2 separate regions of the Homo sapiens genome follow, and region 2 is linked to region 1. Evidence: chromatin loops called from intact Hi-C (ENCODE). Cell type or tissue: heart left ventricle. All regions are shown on one strand. Each heading gives the region's core, and the rest is flanking DNA. Links, peaks and the distances in the headings are about the cores only.

Evidence for each region. Hi-C counts contacts between places; a loop is a spot of excess contacts. Peaks named below come from ENCODE experiments on the same cell type or tissue, not always from the same donor. Only the 100,000 strongest peaks of a DNase experiment are listed, where the experiment ranks them.
Region 2: it touches region 1 in a loop (3-fold over the local background); 14 of 110 quality-filtered maps call a loop at or near these places.

The regions. Positions count from the first base shown.
Region 1 is chr2:231,190,958-231,193,763 of GRCh38, forward strand. No RefSeq gene overlaps it. Among named protein-coding and RNA genes, the nearest start is that of ARMC9, 6.3 kb to the right of the region's middle. RefSeq lists an enhancer at 552-1,432. In heart left ventricle, for the core only: a CTCF peak has its summit at 1,678; a DNase peak (open chromatin) is centred at 1,664; H3K4me3 peaks cover 162 bases; H3K27ac peaks cover 2,129 bases.
Region 2 is chr2:231,121,026-231,123,831 of GRCh38, forward strand. The region is part of intron 16 of PSMD1 (proteasome 26S subunit, non-ATPase 1); the gene reads left to right. HTR2B (5-hydroxytryptamine receptor 2B) reads right to left here. Exons shown (of 4, transcript NM_000867.5): 2 at 2,388-2,806. The coding sequence starts at 2,739. Among named protein-coding and RNA genes, the nearest start is that of HTR2B, 2.6 kb to the right of the region's middle. In heart left ventricle, for the core only: no CTCF peak of the experiment used is centred there; no DNase peak of the experiment used is centred there; H3K4me3 peaks cover 2,497 bases; H3K27ac peaks cover 336 bases.

The sequences.
Region 1 (2,806 bases), core at 163-2,662:
TGGGCCGCTTCCCGGGCTGCTCCGCCGGCCGGATGCTCCCGCTGAGACATTTATCCTCCGCGGAGCAGGGCCCTGGGGGGGCTGCCCCGCCTGCACTGGCCGCGGGTCTCTCCTTGGAGTTGGCTGGGGTACCCAGTGGGCCCGCAGCTCGGCTTTCTTGGCCGCAGATGCTGCAGGGGCCCTGCCTAGGACCCTTGAGTTCCAGCAGAGGCACCCAGACTGCTGAGCCAGAAGATTTGCGTTTCTTTTCTTTTTTTTTTTCTTTGAGACAGAGTCAGGCAGATCACGAGGTCAGGAGTTCGAGACCAGCCTGATCAACATGGTCAAAACCCTTCTCTGCTAAAAATACAAAAATTAGCTGGGTGTGGTGGCACGTGCCTATAATCCCAGCTACTCAGGAGGCTGAGGCAGGAGAATCTCTTGACCCCGAGAGGCGGAGGTTGCAGTGAGCTGAGATTGTACCATTGCACTCCAGCCTGGGTGACAAGAGTGAAACTCCATCTCAAAAAAAAAAAAAAAAAAGATGTTCTCTGTGTGCCACATCTTGCTGGTCACCCAGGTGTGTTGACCTGCCAGGAAACTACCCAAATGTGGTCACTTTAGCATCTATTCCTCCAGCTTAAACCAACATGCCACCCTCTGGGCTAACATCCTGTGCCCTGTGATGTGCTTTTTTAAACTTGCTTAGAAAGTGACAGTCCTCGGCCGGGCGCAGTGGCTCATGCCTGTAATCCCAGTACTTTGGGAGGCTGAGGCGGGCGGATCACGAGGTCAGGAGATCGAGACCATCCTGGCTAACATGGTGAAACCCCGTCTCTACGAAAAAACACAAAAAATTAGCCGGCACGGCAGCGTGTGCCTGTAGTCCCAGCTACTCGGGAGGCTGAGGCAGGAGAATGGCGTGAACCCGGGAGGCAGAGCTTGCAGTGAGCCGAGATCGCGCCACTGCACTCTAGCCTGGGCGACAGAGCCAGACTCCATCTCAAAAAAAATAAAAAATAAAAAAGAAAGTGACAGTCGTCATGAAAAGTCTTAAGTGAGTATGTCTATGAACACCACTGATGAAAGCCCTAGCAATCTCTCCAAGTGTGCCTGCTTGGAAACCACCTGGGAATCCAGGCTTGCTCTTCCAGATGTTCATTTTGAGGCCTGAGTTTTTCTGCCAACCTCCTCCAGGCCACAGAACGATTGGGGCAGTGATGCGGCTCACATCCTTGGGACAGGGGAGGAAGGACACACACTAGAGGCCACAGTGGCTGCTCAGTGACTTTCAGGGGTCGCCTGCTTTACCGCCCACCGAGAGCTCTTTTGGGAGATGAATATTTCCACCCGGTGTGCTCTCCTTCCAAGAAATCTTCAGCTTCCAGATATAAACAGCTTTGGGAAGGGGAGTGGGAGGAGAAGCAGCCTTTGGGAGACAATTGTTCCTCCACCCCTACATGGACTCCGGGCTGGGAAGATGAATGGACCTGCATACCCCACACATCATGAGTTTTGAGCAGCGACCAAGATCCAACTTTCCTGGAAGGAAATGTTCGCTTAAGCAGCATCTTGTAATTCATCTCTTGATTTACGCCGGGCATTTCAGTATGTTCCTCCTCCATCCCACTGATTAGATCCAGGCGCTGGGCCTGCCCAGAAACATGCTCTTGGTCTGAACTCCCCCTGCAGGAGCTCCCGGATGAGGCAACTGCGTTTAGTCTAGCTGGCCGCTGGTCTGCCTGGGTGGGTCAGGCTCAGTGTGCTTAATTTAGGTGGCTTCACCCTTTTATGCAACTCAGGAAAGTAACATTTACCAACTCTCCCTCTTTGCTTGTGGTCTCAGCTCTTTGCCTTCCAACAAAGACAGCAGCCAGAAAGATGCCTGCTTTGCCTGCAAAGATGACTTCATTCATGAACTGTGTGTAGCAGGCCACAGAGGAGTGTGACCCTCCTGCCCCTAAAGTACTCAGGGCTAGGGCCCACAGAGGGCTCTAGGCTGCAGAAGAATCAGCTGTGTCCCCCACCAGAATCTAGAGCTCCACCAGTCCCTTCGATGTCCTATGCAAGGCTGAAGATATTGGCTAAAGTGTTCAGCATATTCCAAGGATTTAATTTGAGGTTAAGTTTTTCCCAGCACCAGTGTCATTATAATTCTAGAATCTGAGAGATGGGTGTATGGCGATTCACTAAACCATCCTCTGGTTTTGCATATGTTTGAAATTTTCATAATTAAACAATTTAGAAAGTCATCTTGGGCCCATTGGCAGTATGTATCCCATTTTGGGAAAACTGGAGTGGTCAAACAAGAACATTTGGGGCAAATGGGATGCTTTGGCAGGTCCTAAGAGTGGGGAAGCTGAGGCAGCTGGTTCAGTGTATTGCTATGAACTCATGGAATATACACAGCAGAGCCAACCTAGAGACTGCCTGGAGGAAGCTTCAGAACTAAGCAGTTTTGCCTCTTGTGACAAAAGTATCCTTTGTACTCCCACGAGAACACATCGAATAAGTTAAACAGACTGAGATTGAGTCAGAGATTTTCCACCTAAATACTGGCATTATGCTTACACAAGTGTTCAGGATTCAAAGAAAGTCTTAAATTATAACTAAGGAATTATAGTAGTTTAATTATTTTTAAACTGTATCAAACCGTATCTATTTGTTCCATATCACACCTAGTCACGGGGATGATACAATTCAGAACCAACCCAGATCCTTGACAACTTGAGCTGCTGGTAAGAAGCCAGCTACTTCTGTATTTATTATAAGAAAATGAACCACCACCCCCATTGCTGAGGCCACTTTTAGTTGATATGACATTGTG
Region 2 (2,806 bases), core at 93-2,592, 70 kb before region 1:
TCCTTTGAAGTTTGTTAGAGGGCAACATGTGTTTTTTTCCTACATTTTTTCATAGAAATTGAATTATGCTTTAAATAATGCAATAATGTATTAGATAGTAGTTCACAGATTTGTTCATTTTTTAAAAATCTACAAACCCCACTATACAACTTATTTCTGATAGTAAAAGTGTTTGGGGCTATAAAATATTTTATTTTGTAATTAGAAATTAACAAACATGAGCCAGGCATGGTGGAATGTGCCTGTAATCCTAGCTACTTAAGAGGCTGAAGGCAGAGGATCACTTGAACCCAGGAGTTTGAGGCCAGCCCAGGCAACATTGCCAGACTCCATCTCTATTAAAATAAATAAATAAAAATAAATTTAAAGTTAATAAACATTTGGAAGAATGAAATAATATTAAAATGTCTATCAATTATTTAAGACATAAATATGAAGACATTTCACATATTTTATGTTAACATATGTTGGGTTTTCTGCTAACTTGTATTGCTAAGGATATGTTGGGTACCAGCATTTTAAATATACACTTAAAGTTTTCAGCTGCTGGATACCTATTTTTCTATAGAATACATGGAATCTATTAAACAGGTAAATCTTTGTTACCTGTTTTTGTATTTTGTTTGTTAGCTCACTTTAATTCTATGGTACTTTGCCTTTTAAGATTCCTTAACTATTTAGCTGATAATTTAAGTATCTACCATGGTACTTTGCATATAATAGATGTTTGATATTTATGGACTCAAAGATTTTAAAGCTAAAATTCACTTCTGCATAATTCTTTCAATATCATGTATTGAATGACGTATTAAATTTTATGGTAGTCTGAAATAAGCATTTTGACATTTTCTGTGTGCCTAGCAAAGCACAGTTTGAAGAGTATGATTTTACATCTTAAGCTACTATTATGCACATGGAGATGAGAGCTAGAATCATATGCCTGTACAGTATTTATCAAATATGCATATATATTTCTACATAATACTTTCTTTTAAGCTTTATTCAGAATTAGGGTTATGTTCTCTATTATAGTAAGATTTCTTAATTATTTTTCATGGTTTCATGCAGCATTAGATTATTTAAAAGATTACAAATTTATAAAACAGGGAGATAGAAAGACTGTTAATTATTAGAAAGTCTAATTAAAGCAGTAGAACTTTACTCATTACTGCTTGTCCTGCCACATAATTTTCTTGATTTATTTTAAAGCCCAGGTAAATGTTGATTTAAAATGGAAGGTGTAAACCTGTTACTATCTGATAATAGTTTTAGATATCTTTCTGTTATTACTTATAAAATTGTAATGTGTAAAACCTGGGTATAATAGTTGGAATAGCAGGGGTTTTTTACCTTCTAATATGGATTCTAGTTTAATAAATTTTACTTCTGTAACTTAAAATATTTTTATCTTCATATAAGTAAATATAATTCTAAGAAACTATATCTGCCACAAGTAATCATTTTGCTTAGGCAGTTTATGAATGGAATATCAGTTTATACCAAGCATTGAATAAGTTAAATATCCTTTTAATGCTGATTCCAAGGGTCTAGGAGCCCTCATAATTCATCAGCAGAATTATTTGTGTTTATCCAAATTTTATAACTAGAGATGATATGCAGAAATCTGGAACTACTTATATCTTTTTTTTATTATAGCAAACTAAGATTTCAGTGTCAAACTATACCTTTTATTATCGCAATAACTAGGTTTTAATCCACTTACCAACTTAGAGGCCTATCAGGAACACAGATGCCCATATATCATAAAAAAATTGAATCGATAGATCATCTCTTTGGACACTCTGAGCCAAACCATTTCCTTCAGCAACTAAACATAATTTTTCTTAACATGACACATATGTAGGAATTGTGTTCAAGTTTATAATATACAAACTATTAAGAGCTATAATAAGAATTTTTGGACAGTTCCAATTTTAAACTGGGGTTTAGTGATTTAAATTGGGATTTAGTAATTCAAAGACCTTATCGTTAACCCAGCGCATATCTGTCCCGGAAGTGTCCTAGTTATTGCTTTGAGGAAAAAAAGTATCAGTGTAGAAAAGTTAAAGTATAGGCCTATTTACTATAATTTATAGATAATATATTCAGAATCTATAAATATCACTAACTTGAATGACTTTTTAAATGATTTTATTAGATAGCTTAGGAGGGAGAAAAATAGTTTACAAAAAATATTTTTTGCTCTTTAAAACTGCTGATCAACCATAGAGAATGATATAAAACAAGGGACTGTTTACTTGCCGTATCTTTAAATAGTCCAAGTTCATCTTTTATTTCAAGAAAAGTAAAGATTAAATGAGTGTCCATTCTCTAATAGTATATCATAGTTCTGTGGTTTGATGGCACAAACAAAGTGAAATACTTACCAAACATTATTGTCAAGAGGGCAATTGGCATCACAAACAATCCAACCAGCAAATCAGCCACCGCCAAGGACATTAGAAAGTAATTAGTAGCATACTGCAGCTTCTTCTCCAGTGAAACAGCCAGAATAACAAGGGTATTTCCACCAATTGTGGGTATTATCACCATGAGTATCAGAAGAGCTGCCCAGTGCAGTTTATTTCCCTGTTCCTCAACAATCTGTTTCATTTCCTCTGGTATTGATTCTGTCTGTAATCCAGACCAGTTAGAAGAGATAACGTGAACAAAGGTGCTCTGCAAAATGTGCTCAGGAATTGTGCTTTGAAGTTCAGACACTCTGTAAGAGAGAGCCATTTGCTGTTTTTCTGTGATTCAATCCCGTTCCGAACAGTGGTCAGCATGGTTAGTAGCTAAGCTGCTC